Regions from separate parts of the Homo sapiens genome. Here region 2 is linked to region 1. Evidence: read pairs that join two places in POLR2A ChIA-PET (ENCODE). Cell type or tissue: endothelial cell of umbilical vein. All regions are shown on one strand. Each heading gives the region's core, and the rest is flanking DNA. Links, peaks and the distances in the headings are about the cores only. Region 1 has its middle 18 kb from the start of VGLL4. Region 2 has its middle 97 kb from the start of TAMM41.

Region 1 (8,333 bases), core at 20-8,019:
AGTCACGCTGGCCTCCTCCTGCCTCGGGGCCTTTGCATGTGCTTTCCCGCAGCACAGAATGAACTTTCTTTTTTTTTTTTTTTTTGAGGCGCAGTCTCGCTCTCACCCAGGCTGGAGTGCAGCGGCACATCTCGGCTCACTGCAAGCTCCGCCTCCCGGGTTCACGCCACTCTCCTGCCTCAGCCTCCCAAGTAGCTGGGACTACAGGCGCCCACTACCATGCCTGGCTAATTTTTTTTGTATTTTTAGTAGAGACGGGGTTTCACTGTGTTAGCCAGGATGGTCTCGATCTCCTGACCTCGTGATCCGCCCGCCTCGGCCTCCCAAAGTGTTGGGATTACAGGCGTGAGCCACCGCGCCCGGCCCAGAATGAACTTTCTAATCCTCGGGGATTGTGTCCTCCCTTCCTGTCGTCACTCAGAGGCACCTTCTCAGAGCAGCCTTCCTTGTCTCTTGCCCCTACCTGTGCCTTGCTTGCACTTTCCTGCTTTATTTTGATTTCTCTCATTTGTCTTTCACATACACTAGAATGTGCAGCTCACGAAAAGAGGGAGTTTTGTCTCATTTTGTTGACTGTGGAATCTCCAGTGCCTAGCACAGTGCCTGGCACCTGGGAGGTGATCAGTAAATATATGCTGAATGAATGAGTGCTGTCACAGCCTCTCCTGGCCGTGGTGTTCTGTGGAGACTTTGTCAGGCGCCTTCAGGCATGGTCAGGACTTGGCTTCCTTTGCAGGGAGCAATGCTGGATGCCCTCTTCCCCCACAGCTGCTCAGCAGGCTCTTTCTGCCACTCCGGAGTCACTCAGCCTCAGGCTGTGGCTGGCAGCACAGTGTGAAGTTGCTTTGGTGAAGCTGCAGGTGTATGAAGGCATGTTGGGATTTCAATATGGGGGACTTTTTAGAGTGGATTAAGATGTTTGGCCGGGCGCGGTGGCTCAGGCCTGTAATCCCAGCACTTTGGGAGGCCGAGGCTGGCGGATCACGAGGTCAGGAGATCGAGACCATCCTGGCTAACACGGTGAAACCCCGTCTCTACTAAAAATACAAAAAATTAGCCAGGCGTGGTGGCAGGCGCCTGTAGTCCCAGCTACTCGGGAGGCTGAGGCAGGAGAATGGCGTGAACCCAGGAGGCGGAGCTTGCAGTGAGCCGAGATGGCGCCACTGCACTGCAGCCTGGGTGACAGAGCGAGACTCCGTCTCAAAAAAAAAAAAAAAAAAAAAAAAAAAAAAGAAAAATATTCAAATTGCTTTCATTTTGGTGAACAGCATTTGGAACTTTATTTTGGAATTAATCAAAATGATTTAGAAATTAACTAGAGACATTTAAGACAATCTCTAGTAGTTGCTGCTGCACTCCAGCCTGGGTGATAGAGCCAGACCTTATCTCAAAAAAAAAAATAGAGAAAAGAAAATTGGGATGCCTGATCACTAGTTACTGGTATGAATTGGCTGAAGATCATGGCGTGCTGGATGAATTTTTACTCTTTGTCATACATATTAAGGCACTAATTACACAATTTTAAAAAAGATCTATAAAACATGTTTTATAGTTACTATAGCTCTTATGTGTCCCCATATTCAGGGCAAATAGGGAATTTGGTAGTACCTCTTCCTAAGTGTAGGACTTCCGGAATATTCAAGAATGTAAATGGTGTTATTAGATGGATACACACTCCAGGTTTCATGGGTGACCCCTTACTGCACAGTCCCACGTTATTCAGCCCTGATTCTCCAGCCCTGGTCCCCAGATTCTTCTCTCAGCCACCGTCCCTGCCAGCTCCAAGGCTGAAGTAAACTATTCACAGAATTTAGAATTGAAAAGGACTGTAGCGAATTTTTGGTCCAATTCCCTTATTTTACAGACGAGCATGCTGAGCTTCAGAAAGCAGAGGTGATTGCCCAGGGCCACATGGGAGCTAGAGGTAGACTTGAAACCAGAGTCCAGGTCTTTGGACTCCCCATAGAGTGCTCTCTTGATTACCTCCCTATCCAAAAGTAGTGCACTGGACTCTGGTTGCCTTCCTTCCAGGGACCAGTCTGTGTCCAGCTTCTGTTCTATTTGCAGCTGCATTTCTTTTTTATTTTTCTCTTTTTGAGACGGACTCTTGATCTGTCGCCCAGGCTGGAGTGCAGTGGTGCGATCTGGGCTCACTGCAACCTCCGCCTCCCGGGTTCAAGCTATTCTCCTGCCTCAGCCTCCCAAGTAGCTGGAATTATAGGTGTGCACCAGCATGCCCGGCTAATTTTTGTGTTTTTAGTAGAGATTTGGCCAGGCTGGTCTGGAACTCCTTACCTCAGGTGATCCTCCCGCCTTGGACTCCCAAAATGCTGGGGTTACAGCTGTGAGCCACTGCGCCCAGCCTACATTTCTTTTTACATTACATTGTATTAGGTTGGTGCAACAGTAATTGTGTTTTTTGCCATTACTTTTAATGAAATGTAAAAAGAAATGACAAATGTGTTTTCTTACAGCATAGAGAAATTAAATTCCATTGTTTTGCTTACTTCAGAAACAAGGATATGTAAAGAAAGTATGTAATAACAGAACCGTCCAAACCCTTCAGTGTGTACAGCAATAAAATTCTTTCTTTATTTTATTTTACTTTTTTATTTTGAGGTGGAGCCTTGCTCTGTCACCCAGGCTGGAGTGCAGTGGCATGATCTCGGCTTACTGCAACCACTGTGTTCCAGGTTCAAGCTATTCTCCCGCCTCAGCCTCCCAAGTAGCTGGGATTACAGGTGCCCACCACCACGCCTGGCTAATTTTTGTATTTTTAGTAGAGACAAGGTTTTGCCATGTTGGCCAGGCTGGTTCAAACTCCTGACCTCAGGTGATTTGCCTGCCTCGGCCTCCCTAAGTGCTGGTATCGCAGGCGTGAGCCACCGCGCCTTGCCTAGGATTCTTACAGTTAAATGTTGCAGTTTTAATCTTGAAATCTTGAGAACTGAATTGGATGAATTTGTTCTGATTTTCACTTCTGTTTTCTTTAGCTTTAAACGCCAACTTATTCTGTATCCTGGACTTCAAACTTTGTTTTTATTGTACCACTTCCCCGGCCCTGCTAAAAAGGAACCTCTAGGGACTATTCAGGAGTGTCCATCACTGTAGAGTCAGGTCTGATTTCTGTCTGGCTTATCCTCATCCTCCAGCCCCCTTTATCTTTTCACTCGTATATTCTACTGCTTTCTACTTTGAAAAACTCTGCTTCAGTAAACTCCTGGCTCATGTTGTTTTCATAGCTTGATCACCTTTTACTCTGCTGCCTCGCTTTCCCAACTTTTACTCTTCCCCTCTCAGAAACCTCCTAACTACTGCAAGCAAACCCTAATAATCTTTCCTTTATATTTCCAAAATAATTTTATTTCCTAGTTTATGTTATAAAATGTGTTTTTTAAAAAAAGAAAACTCGGTTTGTGAAGAAAGTCCCTCCCATCTCAAGTTCCTAGTTTTTCTGAGGTAATCACTGTTGTTTATTTTGTAGCCTTCTCCTGCTTTTCATGTCACAGTCACAAAATGGCTGCCTTATCTCCAGGCATCACATTTGCATTCCAGGCAGTAAGACAAGGAGAGAGAAAATGAGATATCATGAGCCATATCTGGCCTTTTTTAATTAAGAAAAGCAAAAACTTTCCCAGAAGCTCAAAGCAGACTTCTGTTCCTGTCTCATTGGCCAGATCCGTATTACATGGCACTCCTAGTTAGGAGAAATTGTGGAATAGAGAGCATTCAGCTTTCTCAGTCCCTCTAGTGGAGGCAGTGGGAGAAGGGAATTGGGAGTATATTTTGAGTTGGCCATTGGATTGTGCCTACTGCACATAAAATGTTGTTTTCATATTGGATTTTGATAAATCCATTTTATAATAAGCCACCTTACTACATTCTCCTGTTTTGAATAATTTTTCAGTTGTTTGCCTTCCCAATGTATTGTTTTAGAATTACGAACATTTTGCTTTTTTCATTTCAGCTGTTCTTAAGTGTATCAAGAAGCTTTCAATTGCCAGTAATGGAAAACTTATTCTAATGAATTTTTTAAAATAAAAGGAATTTAGTGATTCACATAGCTGAAAAGTCTGAAGGTCTGGTGGGCTTCGGGTGCAGTTTGACTCAGAGGATCATGGTGTTCTCAGGTTCTGCCTTCATTTCTCTTGGGGTTTTCTTGTTATGTGGCCCTGTCTTTGGGCTGACTTCCACCGTGGTAGCAGCTGGCGACATAATGTTAGCCAGGGAGAATGTTTCTTCTGATAGCTTTCTTGGGCTTTGTTCCAGAAAGTCTGCAGCTAATGTCTGTGAGTCATGTGCTCCTTCTTGAGCCAATCACTGGGATTTTCTGGAATGTGTCCTCCATATATTTGGTTGTGTTTCCATCAGTGTCTCCACTTCCTTTATTGCTGTTTAGTGCGGCATCCGTTTCCGGGATTGCCTCACTCTTCTTGAACTTCATTTCTTCCCTGAACTTTGCTATCTTTTAATCTCCCCTTGTTGTCCTGTTTCTTATTTGAGTTCCTGTTTCAGGGAGGCTATGCCTATTTTTTAAAGTCTCATAGAGAAATATTGGTTCAGGCTGGGCGCAGTGGCTCACACCTGTAATCTCAGCACTTTGGGAAGCCGAGGCGGGCAGATCACCTGAGGTCAGGGATTGGAGACCAGCATGGCCAACACGGCAAAACCCCATCTCTACTAAAAACACAAAAATTAGCTGGGCGTGGTGGTGGACACCTGTAGTCCCAGCTACTCCAGGAGGCTGAGGCAGGAGAATCGCTTGAACCCAGGAGGCAAAGGTTGCAGTGAGCCAGGATCATGCCACTGCACTCCAGCCTGGGCAATAGAATAAGACTTCCTCTCAAAAATAAATAAATAAATAAATAGATAAATAAATAAATAAATAAATAAATAAAAGGAAAAATGTTGGTTCATAACTTTCCAATTCTTTCCAGCATAATCTCTCTGGCTGTCTGGTGTGTCTTCATTGACCTTTTCTTGGCAATATTCCTTTCCTTCCTTTGTCCTGTACCTTATTTGCATTGTCTGTGATGGAGCCTTTCTCATGATGACTCAGTTTTCAATGTGGATCGTTCTTTCTGCGTTACCAGCCTGCTGAGTGGTTGTGACTGGGAGGAGCTGGGGTGGAGTCGGGGGGCACTGGCAACCTTCATTGCAGTCAGCCGCCTCAGAGAGCTTTCTTTCCAGCCCTCCATCCTGAGGGCATTTCTTCTCTCTAGGACAGAAGGAATTTTGACTGCTGCTCACACTTTGTGTTTGAATCGATCAACTAGCAGGGTAGTGTTCAGTTTTGTAAAGAATTTTGGCTATCATAATCCTACAATTCAGCCCCACAGCCACCCTGATGACACTGAAATGCATCATGGGCTGCTTTTGTTGCTGTTTGGTATTCAATCTTTTTCTCAATCTATTGGAAACAAGGCCGAAATGAAAGTTCAGTTAACATAAAGTTTAAGAGTCTTTCCTTTGGATCCCAACGTTATTTAATTTTTTAATTTTTAAAGCTAAATTTAAATGATTTTTCCACTCAGATTCCACATGCTTCCAGTACTTGGAAGCATGAGAAGTATATATGTTGAGTTTATGCCCAAGTTCCCAAATAGATAATCTTTGAAACCTATAACATTTACAATATTAAAAACAAAACAAAACAAAAACAACAACAACAAGAAACCCCACCATACTGGGATAGAGATATGCTGAAACTTACAAAGTAAAACTAAAATTTTGAAACTGGGTTACTTCATGATTTGAAGAACAGTGTACTTTGTAGAACAAAGGAAAGGATTTTCATAGCAAGTGGGAATCCAACAGAAAGGGTAGAAGCTGGCATTGACAATGTGTCTGCTAGCACAGCTAGCACTGGGCTGCGTTTCAGAGTAAATAAGCAAAGGCCTTTGCCCTCAGGAGCTCTTGGTTTGGTCTACAGGGGAGATAAAGCCATGTGTAATTATAGTAGGCCATATTAAATGCCATGAGAAAAGTGGTATGATCAAAGGAGAATGGTCAGGCTGTATCATTATCCAAATTTTTCAAAGATGCAGAAGTAGATCAGAGAGATTCTGTAACACGCCTAAACTCACGCAGCCAGTCTGTGGCAGAACCAAGATCAGAACCTGCTTCTAGCTAACTGCTGGCTGGCAGGATGGGAAATTTTTTTTTTTTTTTTGAGATGGAGTCTCGCTCTGTCGCCCAGGCTGGAGTGCAGTGGCGCGATCTCCACTCACTGCAAGCTCCGCCTCCCGGGTTCACACCATTCTCCTGCCTCAGCCTCCTGAGTAGCTGGGACTACAGGTGCCCACCACCACGCCCGGCTAATTCTTTATATTTTTTAGTAGAGACAGGGTTTCACCGTGTTAGCCAGGATGTCTCAATCTCCTGACCTCATGATCCACTAGTCTCGGCCTCCCAAAGTGCTGGGATTATAGGCGTGAGCCACCGCGCCCGGCCAAGATGGGAAATTTTAAATAGTTTTACAGTTTACGGAACTCTTGTTCTTAGTAATCAGTTAAAATTCACTTAATCTGCTCATGCAATAATCAATGGGTTATAGCAAATACTTTGTTTGTGTCTACTGAAGTACTGTGTTTAGAATGCCGCATTCCTCAAACCTGCTTTGAGATCTTGTTCTTTTAAGGGCCCATGCCAATGCCACTTTTTTTATGAAATCCCCAAGTCCCTTCAAAATAGGATTTGAAGCTGGGCGTGGTGGCTCACGCCTGTAGTTCCAGCACTTTGGGAGGCCGAGCCGGGGGGGATCACCCAAGGTCAGGAGTTCAAGAACCAGCCTGACCAACATGGAGAAACCCCGTCTCTACTGAAAAATACAAAATTAGCTGGGCGTGGTGGTGCATGCCTCTAATCCCAGCTACTCGGGAGGCTGAGGCAGGAGAATTGCTTGAACCCGGGAGGTGGAGGTTGCGGTGAGCCGAGATCACACCATTGCACTCCAGCCTGGGCAATAAGAGCAAAACTCTGTCTCAAAAAAAAAAAAAAAAAAAAAAGAAAAAGAAAAAGAAAAGAAAACAGAAAAAAAAAAAGAAAATAGGATTTGTCCTCCCTCTGCCTTCTATTGTTTGTTTGTAGGTCTTATGTTCTGCCCTCTGTGATATACTCTTCAAGGACAGGGACTGTGTCTTACTCATCTTTGGATCCCAATCCCTTCTGGGCCAGTGGAGTGAGATCTTCGTTAACGTGGCACTCTATTCATGTTGTTTGAATGCCTTGCTTGCTGTATGTCTAGGGTCCCAGACACAAGTAAATAATTCTTAGAGGCATGGAAATTGTATATATATTGGGTTTAACTTCTAGGTGTTCACCTGTATCATGACTCTGGGCAGGATAGTTGTGCCTGACGCCTGGAGGTGCTGTATGTGTGTGGTGTTAGGTACCTATGTTGGATGTTTCTGCTTCTGGGCTCAGCAAAATTCTTCTCTCAATAAAAACAATTCTAGATGCTGTACTTTGTCTAGTGTCTTCTATTAGCAGCTGATAGCACTTTTTGGCTCTTCAAAATATTTTTGCATTCATTGACTCAGTGCGTTTTATAAGTGCATATCTGACAAATTATTTGGACTATTTTCTTTTTGTTCAATATTAACTAAATATGCATTTATGAGTGAGAATTTAGGGCATGGATTTTCTCACTCATGAAGAATAGCGTGCCACATGCCGGCTGGATAAAAGGAAAGATCCAGGAATAGTTCGCGTATTCTGTTTCCTCTGTGTCCTTCCTAGTTTGTAAAATTGTCAGCTGGCTCTTTAATTAATCATGATATTAAAACAGCAAACATATTGCAGTGATCTGTCAGAAGAGGACTGGAAGGTGTCAGGCCCTGTGTTTGGTTAAATATTACGAAGAAGGCTTCCGTTTTACAGGTCAGCTTTCCAAGGTACAGCATGTTGGTGTACCTTTCCTTTGTGGTTCCAGACCAAACTAGAAATGTTCTAGCTTGTACTTTGGAAGCAGTTGTGCCTTGAGAGCAGCTATAAATAAAATATGGTAGTTTGATTATTGCTTTGGGGAGTAGACAGTCCTGAACGTGCAGGTGCAATGCTGTATTTGCTCATTTCTCTCCCTCTTAAAAACTTGTTTTAGCCGGGCATGGTGGCTCACGTCTGTAATCCCAGCACTTTGGGAGGCCAAGGCAGGTGGGTCGCTTGAGCCCAGGAGTTCCAGTCCAGCCTGGGCAACGTGGCCAGACACAATCTCTACAAAAAAATACAAAAATTAGCCAGGTGTGGTGGTGCACATTTGTAGTATCAGCTGCTCCGGAGACTGAGAGGTTGGAGGATCGCCTTTTTTAAAGTCCCGGAGGTTGAGGCTGCAG
Region 2 (8,333 bases), core at 151-8,150, 88 kb before region 1:
GAGGAGTGGGGGAAGTCATAGTGACACTTGGGTTTCTAGATTAGATGCCTGGGTAGTGGGTCATGTTGGTAGCTGAGCTGGAGACACAGGGAGTGGAGGAGATTGACAGATGATGCTAGGTGGCTTTGCGCAAGTTTTGAGGAACCCACAGGATATACAGACAGAGGGTCCTGCCAGTGTTTGATACCTGAGTCCATAGCCGAGGAGCAGGGGGTCTCGGTTACCACGTGAAAGTAACCAAGATTCCTGCAGGTAGAATGAGAGGAGCTGGGAGAACAGCAGCACTTAGGAGCAGGTGGAGAAACAGCAGCTGGCAAAAAACAGAGATGGACAGGGATGTGAGGAGAACACGAGGCCGCCCCTTGCACTGAGAATGAATCTGGTCTCCTTGCTGCATCCTGAAGCACTCAGTGGGATCTGGCCATGCCCCCTTTATCTTGTCATCGGCCTCCTCGCCCCTTGCCCTTCCTTCTTCACGTCAGACATACAATCTCCTTCTTTATTGGGGTGCACCAAGCACACTCCTGTTTTAGGTCTGCTCCTCCTGGAGTTCATCACCTCCCAAGACAGCCAGTTTATTTTATTTTTTTTTTTGAGACGGAGTCTTGCTCTGTCGCCCAGGCTGGAGTGCAGTGGCGCAACCTCAGCTCACTGCAAGCTCTGCCTCCTGTCTCCACGCCATTCTCCTGTCTCAGCCTCCCGAGTAGCTGGGACTACAGGCGCCCGCCACCACGCCCACTTTTTTTTATTTTTTATTTTTTTTTATTTTTAGTAGAGATAGGGTTTCACCATGTTAGCCAGGATGGTCTCAATCTCCTGACCTTGTGATCCACATGCCTCGGCCTCCCAAAGTGCTGAGATTACAGGCGTGAGCCACTGCACCTGGCCTATATTTTTTGGATACAGTCTTGCTATGTCACTCAGGCTGGGGTGCAGTGGTGCATTCTTGGCTCACTGCATCCTTTGCCTCCCAGGCTCAAATGATCTTCCCACCTCAGCCTCCCAAGTAGCTGGGACTACAAGCCACACCACTATGCCCCACTATTTTTTCTTTTTTTGTATTTTTAGTAGAGATGGGGGTCTCACCATGTTGCCCAGGCTGGTCTTGAACTCCTGGGCTCAAGTGATCCTCCCGCCTCTGACTCCCAAAGTGCTGGGATTGCAGGTATGAGCCACTGCGCTGGCCAGGGCAGCCAGTGCTGAGCATCCTATCTAAGACAGCTCTCCATTCCCCCATCACTTCATCCTGATTGACTTTCTTCATTCCTCCTATCAGCTTCATCCTGATAGTTCACAGCACTATCTGAACCCCTTCGGACATGTACTCATTTAGTTGTCTCTCTCAACATCCCCCACTGTGATATAAGCTTCATATGGGCCAGGCGTGGTGGCTAACACCTACAATTTCAGCAGTTTGGGAGGCTAAGGCAGGACGATCGCTAGAGCCCAGGAGTTCAAGACCAGCCTGGGCAACATAGCAAGACCCTATCTCTACAAAAAATTAAAAAATAAAAATTAACCAGCCATGGTGGCATGCGCCTATAGCACCTGTAGTCCCAGTTACTCTGAAGGGTCAGGCAGGAGGATCGCTTGAGCCCAGCAATTGGAGGCTGCAGTGAGCTATGACTGCACAGCTGCACTCAAGCCTGGGTGATAGAGAGCAAGACCCTGTCTCAAAAAAAAAAAAAAAAAAAAAAAAAAAAAAGCTTTGTAAGAACAATTGAGAGGTGAAGCCAGCTGGACTTCCTGGGTCGAGTGGGGACTTGGAGAACTTTTCTGTCTTACAAGAGGATTGTAAAATGCCCTAATCAGCACTCTGTAGCTAGGATTGTAAAACGCACCAATCAGCGCTCAGTGGCTAGCTAGAGGTTTGTAAAATGGACCAATCAGCATTCTGTAAAATGGACCAATCAGCAGGATGTGGGCAGGGACAAATAAAGGAATAAAAGCTGGCCACCCCCCACCAGCAGCAGCAACCCACTCGGGTCCCCTTCCATGCTGTGGAAGCTTTGTTCTTTTGCTCTTCACAATAAATCTTGCTGCTGCTCACTCTTTGGGCCCCTGTCACCTTTGAGAGCTGTAACACTCACCGCCGAGGTCCATGGCTTCATTCTTGAAGTCAGCAAGACCACGAACCCACTGGAAGGAAGAAACTCCGGACACACCACCTTTAGGAGCTGTAACACTCGCCGCGAAGGTCCGCAGCTTCATTCTTGAAGTCAGGGAGACCACAAACCCACCGGAAGGAACCAACTCCGGACACACAATGACCTTGTTTTGTTCATCTCTGATGCTTAGCACCTGCCTGAGTGTCCCTCACATACTCAGTAAATACCTGCACAGTGGACCAGGAGAGGGTGATGCCACAGAAGCCTAGTGGTTCCTAGTTGGAGCTACTTGCATCAAGGTCACCCAGGACTCTCTGTAAGCAAACAGACACCTGACCCCTACCCCAGTCTCATACCCAGCATATCTGAACCCCCTGGCTATCGATAAGTGCAAAATTCTCCACATTAACGTAGTCAGAAGACAGACAGGGTCAAGAACCATTAAAGTAGAGAATTTCAAGAAGGATCAGCAGTGGCAAGTGCGGCAGGGAGTTTCACAATCTAAGGCCTGAGCAGTGTCCAGACTTGACACACTTCGGGGGTAAGCCGGTCAGTTCAAGGTAAGGAGGATGCAGCTCTGGAGGAAATACGCTGGTGGCCCTCCAGGGTTGGCCCTGTCTTCTGCCAACAGTGCCCTGGTTGTCCTCAGAGAGATTCATTCTCTATCATTCTCAACCATGAGGTTCGGTAGGCCTGGCCCCAGCACGGCAGGCTCTGACTGGACACAACAGGGTTACCTCCCGAGGCATTTGGCTCAGTGCTATTCGTGGGGCCAAATCAGAGCTAAGGATGTCCAAGAAGATGCTGCTTGGGCTCATAAGGAAAAGTCTTGGCCAGGCGCGGTGGTTCATGCCTGTAATCCCAGCTCTTTGGGGGGCCGAGGCGGGCAGATCACTTGAGGTCGGGAGTTCGAGACCAGACTGGCCAACATGGTGAAACCCCATCTCTACTGAAAATACAAAAATTAGCCAGGTGTGGTGGCACATGCCTGTAATCCCAGCTACTCAGGAGGCTGAGGCAGGAGAATTGCTTGAACCCGGGAGGCAGAGGTTGCAGTGATTTGAGATCACGCCACTGTGCTCCAGCCTGGGCAATAGAGTGAGACTCTGTGTCCAAAAAAAAAAAAAAAAAAAGTATCATCTGTAAGCTTCTGGAAAGGACTCCTCCTCTTCCTCCGGGCATTGTGGGATGAGAGTGTGCACCCTGGACCTGTGGTTGACATTGTGCTCCCTGGACGATGTCTTATTGTCCAGGCTAGACATTATCCAGCCTGGCACTGCCAGATAAAGCCCTCCAGAAGGGAGAGAGAAGGAGAGAGGGATGGAGGCCTGGGGACAGGAGCGAGCCCCATCTAGAGCAGGTTCCCTCTGAACATGCCAGTTCCATGCATCAATAAAGTCTCCTTATGAATGAAAAAGAGTCCTGACCAATAAAACTGTTGTCAGCCTGTGCACCTGGTGAGTTGAGGATAGACTGGACTTTAGCTTGTGGATACCCAGGCTCTCAAACAGATTTTATTGAGCTATGATGTGAATCCAAGCCACAAGACTTCAGCCACCAGAATGATGTCAGTATTCTCCAGATCTGTCAGTAGCAGTCAATATTTCAGAGGAAGCTGGGCGCAGTGGCTCACACCTGTAATCCCAGAGTTTGGGGAGGCTGAGGCAGGAGAATTGCTTGAGCCCAGGAGTTCAAGACCATCCTGGGCAACATAGTGAGGCCCTATCTCCACAAAAAAATGTAAAAATTAGCCGCACATGGTGGTATGCGCCTGTAGTCCCTGCTACTCAAGAAGCTTAGGCAGGAGGATCCCTTAAGCCCAGGAGTTCGAGGCTACAGTCAGTGAGCCATGATCACACCATTGCACTTCAGCCTGGGCAACAGAGTAAGGCCCTGTCCCTCAATGGTTAGAACCTGAGGGTTACTGTAGAGGGTTAGTCTTGAGCCTAAAGTAGGCTCAATTCTGTAAAGTTAATCTTTCACAATGGCCCCAGTCCAGAGAAACCTTCTTAGAAACAGACACTCCCGACTGGGCACAGTGGCTCACGCCTGTAATCCAAGCACTTTGGGAGGCCGAGGCGGGCGGATCACGAGGTCAGGAGATCGAGACCATCCTGGCTAACACAGTGAAACCCCATCTCTACTAAAAATACAAAAAATTAGCCGGGCGTGGTGGCAGGCGCCTGTAGTCCCAGCTACTCGGGAGGCTGAGGCAGGAGAATAACATGAACCGGGAGGTGGAGCTTGCAGTGAGCCCAGATCGTGCCACTGCACTCCAGCCTGGGCAACAGAGCAAGACTCCGTCAAAAAAAAAAAAAAAAGAAAGAAAAAGAAATTGACACTCCATGAAGCCTTTGGTTCACATGAGTACACATGCATGCAGAGATTTCCGGTATCCAAATGGCCACAGTGGGTCTCACTAACCAAAGCCAGCTCTGCCATCCCTAGAAGCCAACATGAGAACAAGCAGACCCAGCGGATCTCCAGGCACTGTGGGTGTGAATGAGCCCTCCCTTCCGCTTCATATCTGGGTGTCCTGCATCTGTTTCTCATTGCACGTTGTGTTTGTGTATTTATGCTCTGATTCATAGTAACTTCATGGTATGGAATTGATTTGTGTTGAACACAACTAAATAAAAACAAATAAGGAAAGAAAGAGAACAGAAAGAAAGGTCAGTTAACAGAGCCTGAGCAACTCTAGTACTAAACAATGGACTGGCTTCTCCATGTCTTACTCATGTAGGTTGGCGTTGCACAGAATTCGAGGGCTCTCCTGGGGACCCTGATCACTGTAAAGCACAGGAAACAGGCTTTGGTGGCCAGGACCCAAGGATTATGAATACAAGATTCCAGTGTCCAGTTTTGTAGTCAAATGATTATGGACTCTAGAGACACCTTCAGGTTCAAGTCCTGGTTCCACCACTTACTGGCTATGTGACAAGGAAGTAATTTAACAAATCCGAGCCTCTTTGCTCAACTGTAAACACGAGTGCAATAAAAATCCATTTCTAGCAGGGCGCAGTGGCTCATGCCTGTAATCCCAGCACTTTGGTAGGCCAAGGTGGGCAGATCACTTGAGGTCAGGAGTTCGAGACCAGCCTGGCCAACATAGCAAAACCCCATCTCTACTAAAAATACAAAAATTAGCCAGGTGTGGTGGTGCATGCCTGTAATCCCAGCTATTTGAGAGGCTGAGGCAGGAGAATCACTTGAACCCGGGAGGCAGAGGTTGCAGTGAGCCAAGATGGCACCACTGCACTCCACCCTGGGTGACAGAGTGAGATTCCATCTCAAAAAAAAAAAAAAAAAAATCTACTTCCCAGGGTGTTGAGGGTTAAATGATAACACATGGGAAAGTTCCAAGCAGGAACCCCTGGGACCTCCAGGCTCTCATTGTCACAGATACAAATCTCACATTCTCCACCACACCATCCACATGACCCCTCTGATAGCGCCTACAGAAAGTAAAGCTCTCAAAAATGTCAGTTTCTGTCCCTTTTCCTTCTCTGTTATTTCACTGCTGCATTTAAGAGTACAAAAAACAGGCCAGGTGCAGTGGCTCACGCCTGTAATTCCAGCACTTTGGGAGGCTGAGGGGGGCAGATCACTTGAAGTCAGGAGTTTGAGACCAGCCTGGGCAACATGGTGAACCCCCGTCTCTACTAAAAATAAAAGAGTTAGCCAGCCATGGCGGTGCATGCCTGTGGTCCCGGCTACTTGGGAGGGTGAGGTAGGAGGGATTACACCACTGCACTGTACTAAAAATACAAAAAAAAAGCCAGACGTGGTGGCAGCCGCCTGTAGTTCCAGCTACTCGGAGGCTGAAGCATGAGAATTGTTTGAACCTGGGAGGCAGAGGCTGCAGTGAGCCGAGATCATGCCACTGCACTCCAGCCTGGGTGATAGAGCGAGACTCCATCTCAAAAAATAAATAAATAAATAAATAAATAAAAGAGTACAGAAAATATTAATATTAATATGAGACATGTGAATTACTTTGAGGCTGAAGAGGGAGATACTCGTGTTTGATTCATAAATACTGAATAGAGGCTGGGCGTGGTGGCTCCCGCCTGTAATCCCAACACTTTGGGAGGCTAAGGCAGGTGGATTGCTTGAGTCCAGGAGTTTGAGACCAGCCTGGACAACATGGAGAAACCTTATCTCTACAAAAAATACAAAAATTAGCCAGGTGTAGTGGTGTGCGCCTGTAGTCCCAGCTACTCGGGAGGCTGAGGTGGGAGGATCTCTTGAGGCCAGGAGGCAGAGGTTGCAGTGAGCTGAGATTGAACCACTGCACCCCAGCCTAGGGGATAGAGCAAGACCCTGTCTCAAAAAAAAAAATAAATAAATAAATAGTAAATATTGAATAGACTTGAATAGACACTTCTCATCTGCGTCCCACTAATATTTTTCAACTTTATTGAAGTATAACTTATTTTTTATTTTTTAATTTTTTTGAGACAGGGTCTCATTCTGTCACCTAGGCTGGAGTACAGTGGCACAATAATAGCACACTGCAGCCTCAACCTCCTGGGCTCAGGCAGTCCTCCCACAGCCTCCTGAGTAGCTGGGACTACAGGCGCACACCACCATACCCAGCTAGTTTTTTGGAATTTTATGTAGGGATGGAGTCTCGCTATATTGCCCAGGGGTCTTGAACTCCTGGGCTCAAGCAATCATCCCACCTCGGCCTCCTGAAGTTCTGGGATTACAGGTGTGAGTCACCGTGCCCCATCTTTGAAGTATAATTTAGATATATTTTAAGTGTGCAGTTCAAAGGCTTTTGACAATCACATATGCCTATGTAACCACCAATCAATATATAAATTATTTCTACCAGTCTAGAAAGTTCCATCACACTGGCCGGGCATGGTGGCTCATGCCTGTAATCCCAGCACGTTGGGAGGCCAAGGTGGGTGGACCATCTGAGTTCAGGAGTTGGAGACCAGCTGGCCAACATGGCGAAACCCCGTCTCTACTAAAAATACAAAAATTAGCCAGGCATGGTGGCGTGCGCCTGTAGTCCCAGCTACTCGGGAGGCTGAGGCAGGAGAATTGCTGGGACCTGGGAAGCAGAGGCTACAGTGAGCCGAGATTACACCACTACACTCCAGCCTGGGTGACAGAAGGAGGCTCCGTCTTATAAATAAATAAAGTTCTACCACACGTCTTTGTAGTCTTTCTCTCCTAAGCCCTATTCCAGGTAACCACTGATCTAATATCTATCACCACAGATTAGATTTGTCTTTTCTAGAATTTCTAGATATAGATGGAATCATACAGCATGGGTCTGGCATAGTGGCTCATGCCTATAATCCCAGTGCATTGGGAGGTCGAGGCAGGAGGATCATTTGAGCCCAGGGGTTTGAGAGCAGCCTAGGCAACATACTGAGACCCTGTCTCTACAAAAAATACAAAAAATTAGCTGGGCATGGTGATGTGCACCTGTAGTCCCGGCTACTCGGGAGGCTGAGGCAGGAGGATCATTTGAGGCTGCAGTGAGCTGTGATTGTACCACTGCACTCCAACATGAGCAATAGAGAGAGACTCTGCCTTAAAAATAAATAAATAAATTAATTAATAATAAATAGCAATCCTAGAATATATAGCCTCTGATATATGTTTTTTTTCCCCCAGCATAATGTTTCTAAGATTCACCCATGTTGTGTATATCAGTAGTTCTTTTATTGCTCAGTAGTATTTCATTGCAGGAATATTCCCCAATTTGTTTATCTCTTGATGTCCATCTGTTGATGGACATTTAACTTATTTTCAGCTTTTGGCTCTTATTGGTAAAGCTGCTCTGACATTTGTGCACAAGTCTTCTAGTAACATTACATTTCTCTTGGGTAAACAGCTCACTGTACACTTCTGGCGTCATATGGTAAGTGCATGTTTAAATTTTTTTTTTTTTTTTTTTTGAGAGAGTCTCACTCTGTCGCCCAGGCTGGAGTGCAGTGGTGCGATCTCGGCTCACTGCAAGCTCCGCCTCCTGGGTTCAAGCCATTCTCCTCCTGCCTCAGCCTTCAGCGTAGCTGGGACTACAGGTGCCCACCACCACTCCTGACTAATTTTTTTGTATTTTTAGTAGAGACGGGGTTTCACTGTGTTAGCCAGGATGGTCTCGATCTCCTGACCTCGTGATCCACCTGCCTCGGCCTCCCAAAGTGCTTGGATTACAGGCGTGAGCGACCGCGCCCGGCCTAAATTTTTAAATGTTTATAA

Evidence for each region. ChIA-PET counts read pairs that join two places held together with the same protein. Peaks named below come from ENCODE experiments on the same cell type or tissue, not always from the same donor. Only the 100,000 strongest peaks of a DNase experiment are listed, where the experiment ranks them.
Region 2: POLR2A ChIA-PET joins it to region 1 with 5 read pairs; 2 of 35 experiments call an interaction of 5 or more read pairs at or near these places.

The regions. Positions count from the first base shown.
Region 1 is chr3:11,658,001-11,666,333 of GRCh38, reverse strand. It overlaps a transcript of VGLL4 not described here. Among named protein-coding and RNA genes, the nearest start is that of VGLL4, 18 kb to the right of the region's middle. In endothelial cell of umbilical vein, for the core only: a CTCF peak has its summit at 3,738; a DNase peak (open chromatin) is centred at 4,343; H3K27ac peaks cover 785 bases.
Region 2 is chr3:11,745,998-11,754,330 of GRCh38, reverse strand. It overlaps a transcript of TAMM41 not described here. Among named protein-coding and RNA genes, the nearest start is that of TAMM41, 97 kb to the left of the region's middle. In endothelial cell of umbilical vein, for the core only: no CTCF peak of the experiment used is centred there; no DNase peak of the experiment used is centred there; H3K27me3 peaks cover 143 bases.